Regions from separate parts of the Mus musculus genome. Here region 2 is linked to region 1. A link is a loop called in an ENCODE intact Hi-C map of the cell type or tissue named here. Cell type or tissue: left cerebral cortex. All regions are shown on one strand.

Region 1 (8,000 bases):
GTTTGATAGCGTTCACTCATGAAGTTACCTAGATCTTGAGTTTTCTTTGTGGGAAGAAAGTGTGTATATTTATAATATACAAATTAAGTTTTTAAAAAAGAGATGTAGACTGGTTCTGGTGGTGGTGGCAGCTTCCCCTTTCCATCCTCCTCTTCCTCTTCTTCCTCCTCCTTTGGTGTGCTGAACACAGAACCTGCACCTAGATAAGTTCTCTACCAACTAGCTACACTTGCGGTCTTGCTGTATCTTCTTGAGTTACATTGTTTTGTTACTTTGTATGTCATGGAATTTGTCAGCTTTGGGCAAATGTAATGGGCAAAAAGTTGTCCATAATGTATCCAGGGTTTTCTTTCAGTGTCTACAGAGATGTTTCCCTTCTCACTGGACACCTGGGATGCCCCCCCCCTTTTAACCCTGATCAGGCAGGCTAGAGCAGGGGAGCAGCAGTTCTCAATCTGTGGGTGGCAACCTCTTGGGGATCCCCTAAGACCATTGGAAGATAGGGATTCAAGTTATGATTTACAACAGTGGCAAAAATTACTGTTATGAAGTAGCAATGAAAATAGTCTTATGGTTGGGGAGTTACCACACAGGAGGAGCTGTATTAGAGGGTCACAGCATTTCCTCAAAACACTAGCTTTCAATTTCATTGACTAGTCTTTCCAATGGTGCTTGCATTCCTTTTTTTTTTTTTTTTTTTGGTTTTTTGAGACAGGGTTTCTCTGTATAGCCCTGGCTGTCCTGGAACTCACTTTGTAGATCAGGTTGGCCTCGAACTCAGAAATCCACCTGCCTCTGCCTCCTAAGTGCTGAGATTAAAGGCGTGCGCCACCACGCCCAGCTTGGTGCTTGCATTTTTAATGGATTGTAGCATTGACTATGAAGAAGAGTATACTGTAGAGAAGTTTGTAGCTCACAGACACTAGAGTATTTTCTATTTACCTCTCAACAGGACAAGTTTGCTGACTCCTACTCTTGTCCTAGGCAACTTGTGTAAAAGTTTTTTTTAACCTAGGTGTAGTGGCCAAGAGTTGGGCCAACAAGATGGCTTGGTGTGCAGTGGTGCATGCCGCCAAGTCTGACAGTTCAATCCTTGAGTGCCACATGGTGGAGGGTGAGAAATGACTCCTCTAAGTCTGCCTCTGTCCGCCACATATGCACTGTGACATGAAATACATACTCTTTTCTGGTGTGCATGAAGACAGTATACTTATATACATACAATAAATCTTTTTAAAATTTTTCTCAAAAAACAACAAACAAACAAAAAACCCAAACACACTTCATATGAAGGCTGGAGATATAGCTCAGATATGAGGAATATGCTGTACCTAGGTGGAGCCCCTTACAACAATTTGTATGTAACTTCAGTTTTAGGGGACCCCCACATTGTCTGGTCTCCAAGGGCATCCACACGCATAGATAAATACACATTTAAAATTTACTTTATATGATAAAAGGGAGAGTATTAGAGGAACAGCTAGTAAATGCTTGTGGAGTGTATTGTTTCATTAACGTGAATAGCCTATCAAAATCATTTAGCATGCATTATATTTAAAATAAGTATTACTGCATTAAATTTTATATTTACATTTAAATATGAATATTCAAAAATCCACATATACAGATATATTGGAAATAGAATTTTTATTTTTTTTATTTTTATTTATTATTTTTTTTTGTTTTTGTTTTTAGAGACAGGGTTTCTCTGTATAGCCCTGGCTGTCCTGGAACTCACTCTGTAGACCAGGCTGGCCTCGAACTCAGAAATCCACCTGCCTCTGCCTCCCAAGGGCTGGGATTAAAGGCTTGCGCCACCACGCCTGGCCAGAAATAGAATTTTTAAAAGTAGTTTTCTTTAAAAACTTTTTTAATTTTATTTTTTGATAATTTCATATATGAGTATTATATTTATATCACTCTCCTTTCCTCTCTTTCCTTAAACCCTGTCATTTCCTCCCACTCCCGAAGTTCATAGCCTATTATTCTTTGACTATAATTGATGTCTGTGTGTCTAAGTACAGTTATTTAGTGAGATAATTTAGTGTTGCTCAGTGTATTTAGGGCTGACCTCTTGGGACTAGATAGCTTATCAGGAGCTTGACCCGGGGAAGGCTGAGTCTCTCTCCCAGTGACCGTTCATTGCTTGTAGAGATGGTCTTGTTAAACACTAGTTTCTAATTAAAACACAAACTAGTATTCTGTAATTATGATTCAAGTAGACTAAGATTACTCTACTATTGTAAATATTGCTCCTATTAAAAATTATTCTCAGCCAGGCAGTTGTGGCACATGCCTTTAGTTCCAGCACTAGGGAGGCAGAGGCAGGCAGTTCTCTGAGTTCGAGGCCAGCCTGGTCTACTTTGGTTTACTTTGACTCCTTGTTTCAGAGGTTTCAGTACATGAAGTCAGCAAGACAAAGCACCATGGTGGAGTAGGGCTGCTTGGCAGAGCAAACTGTTCCCCTTATGACGGCCAAAAAGCAAGATGGGGCAGGGTCCCACTATTCCCTTGTTTGGTTACTGTTCTAGTGCTGTGAAGAGACACCACAACCAGATCAATTCTTATTTTAAAGAAAGCACTTCACTAAGGCTTGCTTGCAGTGTCAGAGGTTTAGTGCATTATCATGGTGGGAAGCATGGCAGCACACAGGCAGACATGGTGCTGAAAAGTAGCTGGGTGTTCTACTTATGGATCTGTAGGCATCAGGAAGAGCAGAGAGACTGGGCCTGGCTTGGGCTTTTGAAACCTCAAAGCTTCACCCCCCCCCCCCCCAGTGACACACTTTCCCCAACTAGGCCACACCTCTTCAGTCCTTCTCAAGCAGTGCCACTCCCTGATGACTAGGCATTCACATATAATGAGCCCATGGTGGCCATTCTTATTCAGACCACCAAATGCCTGAAACAGCCCATTTCTGGTGATCTTCCAGTCACCACTCCTGCCTCCTAAAGAGTCTATTGTCTTCATGGGCTGGTGACCAGATCTTTAATCTCTGGCCCTTCCAGAGCTAACCTATAGTGAGAACACTTCACTAATGCAATCCCTTCTTGTTTTCTTGGTGCTAAGGTTCCACCTCAGGGCCTCATATGTGCCAAGCAAGCCCTTTACCACCACAGGACAACCTCTCCTGTCCCTCCTGTTAATGTGCTATGTTGACCAATACAGTACACCTGGTGGCTCTAGCTCCAGTGGCCACAGTTGAGTTTCATTCCGTGTATCCTGTTGACACATTCCCATCTTTAGGTTGCAGGGCATGCAGGATTAACCAGACCTCAGAGAGCTGAGACAGTGAACAGAGAGACTGTTTGAGGGTCACAAGTGTCCCTCTCCGTCCCTGACTACAGACTTGCCCCTTTCCCAGTGTGACCTCACAGAACACGGGTTCCACAGCATCCTGGAACTTGGGGCTGTCCTATCTGCGAGCAGTTCAGGAGAATGGCTCCTCCCTGATGGCATTCTGGTTGTGGCAAAAATGAGCGACACTGTGTTCTTCTCCTTTGTTATCTTCCTGGGCAGCCATTGGGGCACAGAGCCCCTGTCTATCCCTGTGATTGAAGGTATCATCATCAGTATACTGTCATGGCAACTGGAGGGATGGAAGACCCCTAGGGAGCCTCAGCCAGGCTGGCTGGTGGGCCCTTCCTGCCGAGGCTGGGACAGTGAGCCCTCCTCATGTCCTACTTCCTTTACCTGAGCTTGCCCACCTGTGACACTCCCTCAAATTCTAGAGCTTTGTAAAACTATCCCGTATTTAGAAATGTCGACCCTTTATTAAAAAAAATTGTTTTTCAAACCTCTCACAAGTAGAACAATCATTAGAAAAAACAGCTATCCACAAACTTCTCAATCTTATCCACACATTCATATTTTAAAATTAGTATATACTAAGCCGGGAGGTGGTGGCACACACCTTTGGTCCCAGCCCTCGGGCAGGAGGTAGAGGTGGTCAGATCTCTGTGAGTTGGAGGCCAGCCTGGTTTACATAGTGAGCGAGGTCTACATAGAGTATATACTGATTATATACAACCAGCTATGGCATTTTTGTACTTGTGTGTAGTGTATTTGTTTAAATTCACCTGTCACCTGTTGTTCCCACCCCACTCTCTCCGGTCTCCTCCTTCACCCCAGTTACTCCCACTTGTAATTTCATCTCTTTGTAAAATAGCCCAGTGAGTTGAATTACACTGTTTACAGCAGGATGGGGGAGATGTCTGTAGAAGTGCCACATTAGTGGCTACACCACTGAAGAATGTCCACCCCACCCTGAATCATTAACTTCATGTAAACCCTCAGGGAGTGGGGGAGACCTTGTGAGCTCATTCCCCCTCCGTGACAAGGTGTCGGCTGATGTAAAGTGGAGGTTTTGTGCAGATAGTCATGGCTGCTGTGGGTACCCATGTATGATGGCTGTGTCATACCTGGGAGTCAGTGTTCCACACACTCCACATCTTCCTCTGTCTCTTACAGTCTTGTGTCCCTTCTGCAATGTTCGCTGCAGCTTGGAAGCTATGGTCTAGATGTCCCATGTATGGCTGGGGATCCCAACCTCAGGAACTCTCATCTCTTTGATCAGCTGTGAGTTTCTGTAGTTGCCACTGCTTGCTGCACCAGGGAGCTTCACTGACTGAAGCAGCCAGCAGCATTAATCTGTAGACACAGACACAGTTACTTGATGGGTATGTCCTGACTGTTGAGCTGGGCAGTAGCTCCTGTACTAGAGCTTATGACCTCCCAACCACGGGCTTTTGACCAGGCTTAAGGTACCAGACATGAATTCTCTCTCTAAGTGGGCCTCAAATCCAATTAGAATCTGGTTGGTTGCCTCCTATAACAGACTTGCCATGGTGGTACTGGTGGGTATATTTTGCCTGGCTAATTGGTAGTGTAGCATGCAGGATCCATGTCTTAGTAAGACTTGGTGACTGGAGAGATGACTCGTAGGTTAAGAGGTCTTATTGCTTGTGCATGGAACCCAGGTTTGATGTCCAGCACCCACATGGTGGCTCACAGTAATCCTTAACTTCAGTTCCAGGGGCTTTGACTTATGCACACAGCACACTTGCATTTATACATATAAACAAAGACAAGGACAATTTCTCACCAGCAGCTTGGATGACACCCTCTAACATTTCGAGGGTCACGGGCAGTGGGGGGACTTCCAGTCTTTCCCAGCTTGATTTCTCTGTCTTGCTACCAGAACATGTGATATCTTCAGTAATAAGATCTTACCATCAGTTGGGCATGGTGGCACACACCTTTAATCCCAGTACTTGGGAGGCAGAGGCAGGCGGATTTCTGAGTTCGAGGCCAGCCTGGTCTACAGAGTGAGGTCCAGGACAGCCAGGGCTACACAGAGAAACCCTGTCTCAAAAAACCAAAAAAAAAAAAAAAAAAAAAAAAAAAATCTTACCATCACCACTGGGCAACCAACAGCAATGACAACTTCCTGTATTGTTTATTATTTATGTGTCTCAAAAATAATGTCCATCTATATGTATCACCCTACTGTGCAGGATACAGTCAAAGGCCCCAGTGGATACCTGAACCTGTACATAGTACCAAAGCCCAATTCCTCTCATATATGTATAGTCTGTCTCTCCCACTTAACTGTTACATATCACTCATGGTGGCCATACTTTTGCTGTCTTGGGTATAATACCAAACAGGCACTAAATTTATTTGCCTTCTTCACAGTTGCATGGACAGAAGATTCATTTTAAATTTGTACACTGTTTTCTATAACCTTGATGAAATTGGGGGACCTCTTGCTCTGCCCTGCCTACAATGTAAGCCATTGCTTTGTCCAGTGCATCCACACTGTGTGTGCTGCCTTCCCTTTGTCCCAAAGCCATCCATGGCACCATGTCGCAGATGCTATGGTGTCACAGAGCTTGTGTTCATGCAGTCCCTGTTCTCCTGATTATTATTGTTATTATTATTTGTGTGCATGTGTGGAGGTTAGAGGACAACTGAATGGAGGTCAGTTCTTTTCTGTGGGTCCCAGGGATAAACCTCAGATCATCAGGATTGAAGGCAAGTTTCTTCTTTCCCCACGACAATGGAGCAGGAGCAAGTACCTTAGCGCCCAACCAGTGTGTCCCCCTGAACAGCCAAGCCATGTGACAAACCTAGTATGAAGAATGTTTATTGGCGGGAAGGGAAGGGAAGCTGGCAGGAAGGGACAGGGAACTGGAAAAGAGGTAGAGGCAGAGAACGGGGTACAGGAAGGACAGAAAGAGTAGAGAGGCCGGGCGTGGTGGCGTTTGCTTTTAATCCCAGCACTTGGGAGGCAGGCTGATTTCTGAGTTTGAGGCCAGCCTGGTCTACAAAGTGAGTTCCAGGACAGCCAGGGCTATAAAAGAGTAGAGAGGAAGAGGCTGGCTGAAACAGGTCAAGGGGTTGGGGGGGGTGGGGAGGAGAAGGAGGAGATAGAAGGGGGTTGGGGAGCAGGAGAGAATAGCTGGGTGGCTGAGCTGTTCTTACATGCCAGGTTGACATGGCTGTTGCTAGGTAGCTGTTGGGCAGAGCCTAGATGAATTGCCAACACCCACTTGCACCACCTTTTAAGCCTGCTTGCTCTTGTAATAAAGGTCCAAAGCTGGGGTAGTGATCCAGTCCTTTTAAACAGCCCAGAGAAAAGAAACAAGGCAAATGTGCTTGACTCTAGGAAGAGAATTGAAGGTTGCGGTTGATGAGATGTGCAGTTGGGATGGATTGAACTCAGACCTCGAACACGGGCCTTATTACTAACCTTCAGTCTCAGCCCCAGAGTGAATTTTCTATTCATGCAACTGAAGAAGGCAAACTGTTGGAATGACCCTCAAATGTTGTATTTACTAGCTATGGAAGAGTGTGTCCGTGTGTTTTCACTTGTTAATTGCTGGGCTGTGTAAAGCTAGCATGATATGTAAATGTTAGCTTCCTCACCGGCCCCAAAAGAAAGATAAGTTGCAATGGGGAAGGTCTGGGTAACCCCCAAAGCCAACTGGATGAGAAAGGAGTGTGACTTTTTGTATAATACAAGTTGGTGGCTGGAACTGGGGCAGAAGGATGGACAGAGTGACCAGGGGGAAACAGACGCAGGAGGACAGAAGGGAGACTCGAACTGAGCAGGGAGGAGAGCAGAGAGAGTTTTGTGGAGATGGGCAGCTTTGGAGAAATCAGTTCAAGTTACATGAGCTAAGAGTCTGCCCAGGCAAACAGGCCAACAACTTTATAGTATACAGATGTCTCTGTGTCTTTATCGTTAAACCACAATTGGGATCCTCAAAAGCCCCATAGTAGCAAACAAAATTAGTGCCTGTTTGGTATTATACCACAGAGAGCAAAAGTCATGGTCACCAAGCATAAGTAACAGTTAAAATGGAAAAGACAGTACATGTATGTACACATGAGAGAAAACATACATGGGCTTTGATACTGTGCGCAGGCTCAGGTGTCCACTGGGGCTGTATCCAGCACGGAGAGGTGATACATACAGAGGAAGGCTATTTATTTATGTATTTTTGACACAGAGTTGTGAAGTCCAAGCTGGCCTTGAGCTTGCTCTATGGGCAAGGTTGACCAAGAACTCCTGGTCCTGGCCCCACTTACCTCGAAAATACTAGATCACAGACGTACACCGTCATGCTTGCCTGACCAGTGAAAGATGTAATCACAGGGGATCCTGTTTCTCCTGCAGGTGTGGAGAACAATTTTTCCTCAAGTTCAAAGCATCTCAAAGAAGATATGGATAGACTATTTGGTAAGTAGTCTCCTGTGGAACCTGAGGCTGGATTTGAAGAAGTTACCTCTTTCTAGTGGTTTGGGTAAGAGGGAACGGGGAGGGGGGGAGCATTCTGCTCTGTGGCTAAGAGTCAGTTCCCCTAAGCATGCAAGTGCCCCAGAGTTAAGCAAATGGGGCAATAAACCAAACCTTGGTAAGATTTCTGCTTCTCAAAATGGGGGCAGGGGAGGGGGTCAGTACTGCCATCTAGAAGTTCACTAAAGCCATGAGC
Region 2 (8,000 bases), 110 kb before region 1:
GAAAAGACCCAGTCAACACAATGGCCATCATGGAGCTGACACAAAGATGCAACCAAAAACCAGGGACTTAGGGTTCTGAAGTCAACATGCCCAGGTTTAGGGGTGAAGAGTAGGAGGTGGAGAAGCTTGATTCCAGCTTGCTCCCTGGAGTGGATGTGCTGTGAGGGACAGCAGATGGGGGACAGGCTCAGTCGGTTCAAATAAAATGGAAAGAAATCCCCAGGGTGTGGGCTGCTTGGACAGGCGAACACTGGGGTGTGGATTGAGCAGCTTCCTAGGGAAGAGCCGGAAGCTGAAACCAGCAGGGTGATGGCTGAGCCACCAAGTCAGTAGAGTATGTTTGCTCATATGGGCCTGGGGTGAGGTCTCTTGGGAAGTCACAGGGGAATACCCATGGACCACTACTGTCATGTGCCTGTTCAGGACCGGGGTGGGAAGGGAGGGACCAAGGGCCCAGGTAGGGCCCTCCCTGTGGCTGTGAGTGAGGAGCAGGAGAACAAAGGTGGAGATGAGGAGAGACAAGGCCAGGAGAGTCCAGCCAACAGCTCTTATCTTCTGGGCTGTCTGTTGTTCACTTCATCATTCCACAAGAATTTTACAAAACACCACTGGCCCGCCAGGCGGGGGCTGAGATGTGGGGCGCTATGGCAGTGATCCTGACAAGGCACCTGCTCTGGAAGTGACTAGGTGGGGAGAGTGAGTCCAAATAGGGAAATAAATAGTAAGATAATTTATGGCAGAAAAAAGCTGCGCAGAAAATAAACGGTGATGGACTAGGAGCAGGAGTGGGTGGTGGAAGAGAGGGAAGGAGTGACAAGAAGAACCCAGAAACCTAAGGTGGGGGAGCCCCAAAGAAAGGCGGGCAGGCAGGCACTGCCGGCAGAAGCTAATTGCATAAGACAGTGTTTTACTAATAAGATCATGTTAAGAAAATTAGGCGTTTTTTTTTTTTTTTTCATTTGTAAAGAACTCATTAGTGAATTGTATTTTTAGTTCTTCCTCTGAGACTTTAGAAACCAGGCAGACAGTTTGTTTGTTGGGGTTGGTATGGAAGATTCTAGATCCTTGAAAGATCCCGTGGGATGTGGTTGAGAAGCACCCACCTGCCCCGAGGCGTCACATCCAGGAAGAACTGCACGAGGGCCAGCAGGTTGTGGTGGTGGTCGGACACCCAGCTCAGGGCACAGCAAAGGGGCTGGAGCTGTAGGGCAGAGGCACCCAGTAAGCTGCTGGAGGAAGCTGCCGTCACCTCTGCCCTGCTAACTTAGGGGAGCAAAGGTCCCTTCATGAGGGCCAGGGACCCCTGCAGAAGCTGTAAGTGATGCTCTCCCCACCTAGGGTGCTCCAGGGGCAAGGGAGTTCCCAGGGGCAGAGCCCAGGCTGTGTACCTTTCCAGGCCACTCTTGGATTCTCTCCAGCAGCAGGAGCAGGAGTTGCTGGAGGTCAGTCTTGGGCAGCAGGCACAACCCTACATCCAGGCCTGCGCGGCACAGCAGCTCCATCAGATCCAAGATGCTGGCATCCGTGTAGGACACTGGCCGGACTAGGAGACACAGGGTCAGGAACTGGAGGGCAAGACAAAGAAGCAGGGGTGGGAGGGGGCATGGAGCTGAGGGAAGGGCTGGGGTGGGGACTCTAGAGACCAGCAGGCCACCTGTTCTGTGAACCACTTTAGCCATACTGGCAGTCATAGGTGGACTTCAGGCTTTCTGTAGCACGGGTACCAAGGCCACCACTGAGCCTGCACTGGGGTTGAGTTGGCTCACTGTGGGTGCCTGGTGAAGCTACCCACCTAAACCACTGAGTAAGTCGTTTGGGGTGAGTTGGGAAAGGAAAGCTTGGCTCACCTTGTAGATGTAGTTCAACTTAATGTCCAAGGCCACTTCCTGGGGAGGATCCTGTGAATCCAGGCTGGCCTCACTCTCAAGCACCCTGACATAAGACAGAAACAATATCATTATATGCAAGTGCTTAAGGTGGTAGGAGGTGCTTAAGGAGAAAGAAAAGCAGAGCCAGAGAAACAGAGAGTGCACAGAGGACCTGCTTGTCTAGGGTCCCCTCATCATCTGCTAGGACAGACCTTCCACAAGGAGAGGCTTAAAAACTTTTATTATAGCCAGATACTGGTGGGTGCATGTCATTAATTCTAGCACTCAGGAGGCGGAAGCAGGAAGAGTTTGAGGCCAGCCTAGTCTATGTAGTGAGTTCCAGGACATCCAGGACTATACAAAGAAACCCTGTCTTAAAACAACAACAACAAAAATTACAACAAAAGTATGCCACTGAGATTCTGAGAGTCAAGGGTCCAGAAACAGTCAGTTAGGGGGTAGTTCTACAGTGGTCTTCAAGGCTGGGTGGGGCTACCTTCATATCAGGCTTGACTAAGCTAGGGACCTGTCTCTCAGCTCAACAATACAACCATGGATTGGGAGGGTCCTGAGTCCCTGCCACATGGGACTCTTCCATATGGTGACAGGAGTACCTTTCCCAGAGTAGGAGGGAAGTACCCCCATGACTGCTGTGGCTTTTCAGACCTGAGCTGGACACCACACCCCTATTGTTCCTACCCCTGTAGCCCACCTGGGTGTGGGGAGAGTATGCACTGCACTGAGGGGGTGGTCACTGAGTTCCTCTTGCTCAACATTCAGAGGAGCTCTCCAGCTTCAGCATCCTGGGACCTCGAAAGCAGGAAACCCTACCTCTCATCTCTCTGATGGTCGTCCTTCCACAGAAGCCATCTCTTTTGCCTGTTCAATGATGGTAAGAAAAGGAATCGTATCGTATGTCCGCTATCCAGAACCTCCACTCTTTCGACCCCTTTGCTGATGCAAGTAAGGGTGGTGACCTGCTTCCTGGTGGCACTGAGGATTATATCCATATAAGAATTCAACAGAGAAGCGGCAGGAAGACCCTTACAACAACTGTCCAAGGGATCGCTGATGATTACAATAAAAAGAAACTAGTAAAGGCATTTAAGAAGAAATTTGCCTGCAATGGTACTGTAATTGAGCATCCAGAATATGGAGAAGTAATTCAGCTACAGGGTGACCAGCGCAAGAACATATGCCAGCTCCTGATAGAGACTGGGCTGCCTAAGGACGATCAGCTGAAGGCTCGTGGGTTTTAAGTGCTTGTGGCTCTCTGAAGCTTAAGCGAGGATTTCCTTTCAATGAGTAGAATTTCCCTTCTGTCCCTTGTCACAAGTTTAAAAACCTCACAGCTTGTATAATGTAATCATTTGGGGTCCGCTTTTAACTTGGACTAGTGTAACTCCTTCATGCAATAAACTGAAAAGAGACCCCCCCCAAAAAAAAAAAAAGAACCACGTGGCAACATTCAGCAAGTGAGACAGAAGCCAGACAAAGCTGCACACCCCTACCAAAGGCTGTTAGGTTGTATCTAACAAGTCGTGTATGGACAGGCCCCGTGTGGCCAGTCCCTCCAGATGGGGCAGATTGGTGACTGGGGAATGGGTGAAGAAATCCCCTCCCTAAAGACCAGAGTCAAACACAGCCAGCCTGGAGCTGCTCCTGGCATGGCTGTCCTGAGTGGGCAGCCCCCAAAGTTTCTTTTTTTGTTGTTGTTGTTTTTTTTTGTTTGTTTGTTTTTCGAGACAGGGTTTCTCTGTATAGCCCTGGCTGTCCTGGAACTCACTTTGTAGACCAGGCTGGCCTCGAACTCAGAAATCTGCCTGCCTCTGCCTCCCGAGTGCTGGGATTAAAGGCGTGCGCCACCACCACCCAGCACCCCCAAAGTTTCTTAGTTCACAATATTATTCTCTTTCAGACCAAATGTACATTAGCCACTTTGGGTCAGTTAAGTAGGTTTTATGCAAAGCTTCCCTCTGCTGTCTCATTCACTTCTCCACAGTTTTTTTGGAGACAGGGTCTCAGCTATTCTAAGTTAGTCTCAAACTCATTATGTAGTGGAGAATGGTCTTGATCTTCTGACCCCGTCTTCTGAGTGCTGGGATTATAAGTGTCTGCTACCATGTCCAGTTTATATGGTGCTGGGGATCAACCCTAGAGCTCCATGCTTGCTAGGCAAGGGCTATGCCAAGTGAGCTGCCTCGGAGGCCCATCCTGTCCTCTCCACACTGAGGAACCTGCTTGGAGTCCCTGAAAGCAGTGCACCCTAGCTAGCTGCACATGCTGAGGAGAACAGTGATAACCACACTAGCACAGATGCTCTGGCAGGGCACCGGCAGGGCAGCACCTACTGCAGCTTCAAGGGAAAGTCTCCCCTTTCTTCACTTCTTGGCCTTGGTGTTCCACAGATGGGAAAGAGATCTGTCTTCTACACTGCTGAGGAACTGGGGCCAACACACCAAAGTTGTTGTTGGGGAAGCTGGGGCTGGGCTCAGCCTTTCTTCTGGAGTTTAGCATTTATTAGGATCAGAGAGTGGGTGAGGTAGGAGTTTGCACATCTGGGTGCATGCTGGGTTTGTGCCAATACGTGCGTGGGTGTCTTAGTCAGTACCAGCCTGAGAGCAGGCACCTGGCTCAAGCATGGGTTGGGCGTGTTTTCAGACGTTCACAAAGAGTGGGGCAGCCATGGGCTGTTACAGAGAAACAGGCTTTCAGACAGTGTGCTGCTGCCAAAGGGAGGAGGGAAAAGCAAGTGTGAGCTGGCGACATGCCTTTTTAGAACTGTCTGAGGAAGGGAAGTGTGGCTGCGACAGACCCATACGCCTTGGGAAGGGACGCCGGCCTTCTCAAGTAGAGCTTTTTCTAAGCTTTTTCTTCTCCAGTATCCTCCCTTTTGAGTGCCGGATGTTTCCCAGCCCTTCTCTTTCTGGGCAGCAACACCATGGGGTCCTGTACTCACTGCTGGCATCTATGACTGCTATTGAAAGCGTGATTTATTTATGTCCTCGGTAGTGTTGGGTAATGAACTCAGGACCTCAGGATTGCTAGGCAGATGCTACAGCACCCCGCCACATCTGTGACTGCGGTTCTAGACGAAGCACTAGCTAACAAGAGGCCACAGAACAGCAAAAATTCAGCAAAAGTTCAGAATCCATTCTTCCAGCCTGAACTCAGCAGGTTAGGAGTGAACTCCTTCCTCAGCTGCTGCTGAGGGCTCATGGCCTGCCTTAAGGACTTGGACTTTATTTAAGTCTCAGCTGCATTGTTTTAAACTCATAAAGCGAACTTACAGGAGCACATCAACTGACCTCTTCCTACACATCAACATTTAACTGTACTGGAGGGGTTAAAAGACAGGAAAAAGCTGAATATTGAGGTTTATGTCTATCATCCCAGGACTTAGGAGGTAGAAGTAGAGATAGGAGCAGGGGTTCAAGGGCCAGCCTCTGCTACATAGTGCATTTGAGGTCGGTCTGGGTGACATGAGACCTTGCATCAAAACCCCAAACAAACCAAAGGAAGTGAGAGGAGGAAAGAGAATCACATGAAAGCCAGCATCTGCACAGCACTGTGACCCTCGAGGAGGGAGGGTGGCACACACACAAGCACTGCCACTGTCCAGAGCCATCTGGCATTAAGCAGTGAGCCTGCTGAAGTCTGTAGGAACTGGACGTGGTTTCTCCTTGAATGAAGAACAGTCCTTACTGAACCCAAGAGGCTGCGTGTATGCATACAAATTACACCCGGATCCAATTGCCCCATAGGGCAGCTACCTACTGCCCCAGTGTTGGCAGGGTGTTCTTCCAGTATGCAGTCATTCACTAACCTGCTGGCCTCTGCAAGAAAGGCCCTGTCTGAGAGCCAAGCGGACTCTGACCCCTGCTTCCAGAAGACAGTAGTGGAACTCTCCTAAAGGTCAGATCCATGTATCTAGGCAAGCCCATTAGCTGGCCCTTGTTCCCGTTAGAGAGCTAATGTCATGGACAGGTGCGTTTCTAGCTCAGTAGGTTGTTAGGAGATGAGAGGCGGCTGCAGGATGTGGTCACAAGGAGTGTCATTTCAAGGAGTGTCCCCACCACCAGCTGAGCAGATGTCCTCCACCAGGCCCTCTGCCTCGCCACTAGAAGCAATGAAGCCAGCTGACCCCGGACAGATCCCTCTGAAATGGTAAGCGAAAAGAAATGTCCCTCTTCCCTTAGGTTGTTTTGTGAAAGCCAACTGACAGCTTTGTAATCAGGAAGCAGCACTAGAGGACTGTCACAACTACCTAAGGACCTTGCTGCTATTGCTGGGGGACAGACAAAGCCCAGCTGTGCAGCAGTGTGGGCCTAAACCATGCAAGAATGCTGATGCTCCTCTCCTGTCTTCTGTGCTCACACACTGGCTCCTCCTCTGTCCTTCCGTTCCCCAAATCCTCCTGCCCCCAATCCTGCTGCTTTTCTGGACCTCAGATGATTGCCATGGTGCAGTTGTTGAAGGGCTGTGCCTTTCTGAGAGGAAGCCTTTGTATGTGTCAGAGTTGTGTACCCATGCCTGCAGGGGTCTAAGTGTGTGTGTGTGCGCGCGCGTATGTATGCATGTGTGTATACATGCATGCATCTGTGACTGTATCTGGAGATGGTCCATGCCTCCCTTTTGTCATTTTTCACCTTGCTTCCTGGTCCTAACCTTAGCTCAGCTTTATTCAGCTTTTAGCCACTGAGCTGCCTCTCCAGCTGCACCTTACTTTATGAGGCAGGGTCTCTCACTGAACCTGGAGCTCATAGTGTTGGTTAGACTGGCTGGCCAGCAAGCTCCAGCATCCTCTATCTCCACCCCTGCAGAGCTGTGTCTTGCTTTTCCATGGGTTCTAGGATTCACAGCAAACACTTTACAAACTGAGCCATCTCCCAGCCCTGCTAGAAAACCGTGATGCACATTTCAGAGGAGAGATGGTGGCAGACATCTGAGCTTAGGACCAAATAGTGAAAGACAGTTTCTCACAGTAACTAGAGAAACTGCCAGTTGTGTGGCTCTGTGCAGAGGAAATTCAGTCCTTACTTCTACCCTGAGCTGTTATTAGACTCTAGGGGTGCCACCACAGGTGGCTCAGAGGGAGTCCTTGGTAGGGACATGCCCAGAAGCCAATAGAGATGAGAAATACCTAGCAGCACTGAACAATGGTGGTGCACGTCTTTAATCCTAGCACTTGGGAGGCAGAGGCAGGTGGATCTTTGTGAGGTCAAGGTCAGCCTGGTCTATGAAGTGAGTTCCAGGACACACAGAGCTACACAGAGAAACCCTGTCTCAAAAAACAAAAACAACAACAAAAAACAAGCAAACCAAACTATGGCGAACAAATGGCACAATGCCAGTATCTAAGACTGGACAATAATAAGGACAAACAAGACCATGGGACAAAGCTGGCCTAATCTATCATTTCTCTTGTCTATTTCTCAAGATGTTGCTGTGCCCTCGGTGAAGGAATGCTGGAACTATCAGGACATTTCATGAATACTTATCAGGGGGTGGTCTTACAGCTACACGATGAAATCCATAGTGTTCTCAACCATCAAACGTCACAGAAACCCAAGGAAGAGCCCTGAACATCTTCACCACCCACCTGCTCCAGGAAAGATGCAGGAAGAATGAATGCAGGCAGAAAAACTTCACTAGTCTCAAGGGTTTGGCAGATGGTTCACGGTTGGCTCTTACAAGCCACGAGCTAGAAAAATGCCCTTGTGATCATTGATGGGGCCTCCAGGACGACTCTGAATTCTCCTCTGAGCGAAAGTCTTAGCAGTTATGCCAATGTCCAGGACCCATGTAAAGGAGGCGTCAAAAGGCATGTCTAGGAGTGACACTGTGCAGCATAGCAAGTCTCCTCTTCCAATTCAGGGCTTCACTGTACCTGGTCAAGTTGAAGTCCATATGCTAAGGTTTGTACATGGAACCCTGGAGACATGTTTGAAAGGCCACAGTCCAGAGGCTTCCTAGGACAGTCTCCTCCTGAAGGGAAAGTCTTCGCCTATTTCTGACCCCCCTCCCAGGAGTGCCCTGTGTGTCACTGTCTCACTCCATCCCTCCACACCAGGCCCTTGTCTCTGCTTTTCTTTTCTGAGTAATTCCAATTCTCTCCACTCATCCCAGACA

The links. A loop is a pair of places that touch in the nucleus more often than their neighbours do. Peaks named below come from ENCODE experiments on the same cell type or tissue, not always from the same donor. Only the 100,000 strongest peaks of a DNase experiment are listed, where the experiment ranks them.
Region 2: it touches region 1 in a loop (33-fold over the local background); 7 of 42 quality-filtered maps call a loop at or near these places.

The regions. Positions count from the first base shown.
Region 1 is chr1:36,711,138-36,719,137 of GRCm38, forward strand. 4933424G06Rik (RIKEN cDNA 4933424G06 gene) reads left to right here and starts at 3,400. Exons shown (of 9, transcript NM_001374322.1): 1 at 3,400-3,560; 2 at 7,685-7,747. The coding sequence starts at 3,476. Gm33533 (a long non-coding RNA gene) reads right to left here. Exons shown (of 7, transcript XR_865346.3): 6 at 4,422-4,650; 7 at 1,711-3,548. In left cerebral cortex, no CTCF peak of the experiment used is centred here; no DNase peak of the experiment used is centred here.
Region 2 is chr1:36,599,020-36,607,019 of GRCm38, forward strand. Fam178b (family with sequence similarity 178, member B) reads right to left here. Exons shown (of 16, transcript NM_001372417.1): 9 at 1,848-1,932; 10 at 1,389-1,565; 11 at 1,104-1,201. Among named protein-coding and RNA genes, the nearest start is that of Sema4c, 45 kb to the left of the region's middle. In left cerebral cortex, no CTCF peak of the experiment used is centred here; DNase peaks (open chromatin) are centred at 4,605, 5,455 and 7,526; H3K27ac peaks cover 322 bases.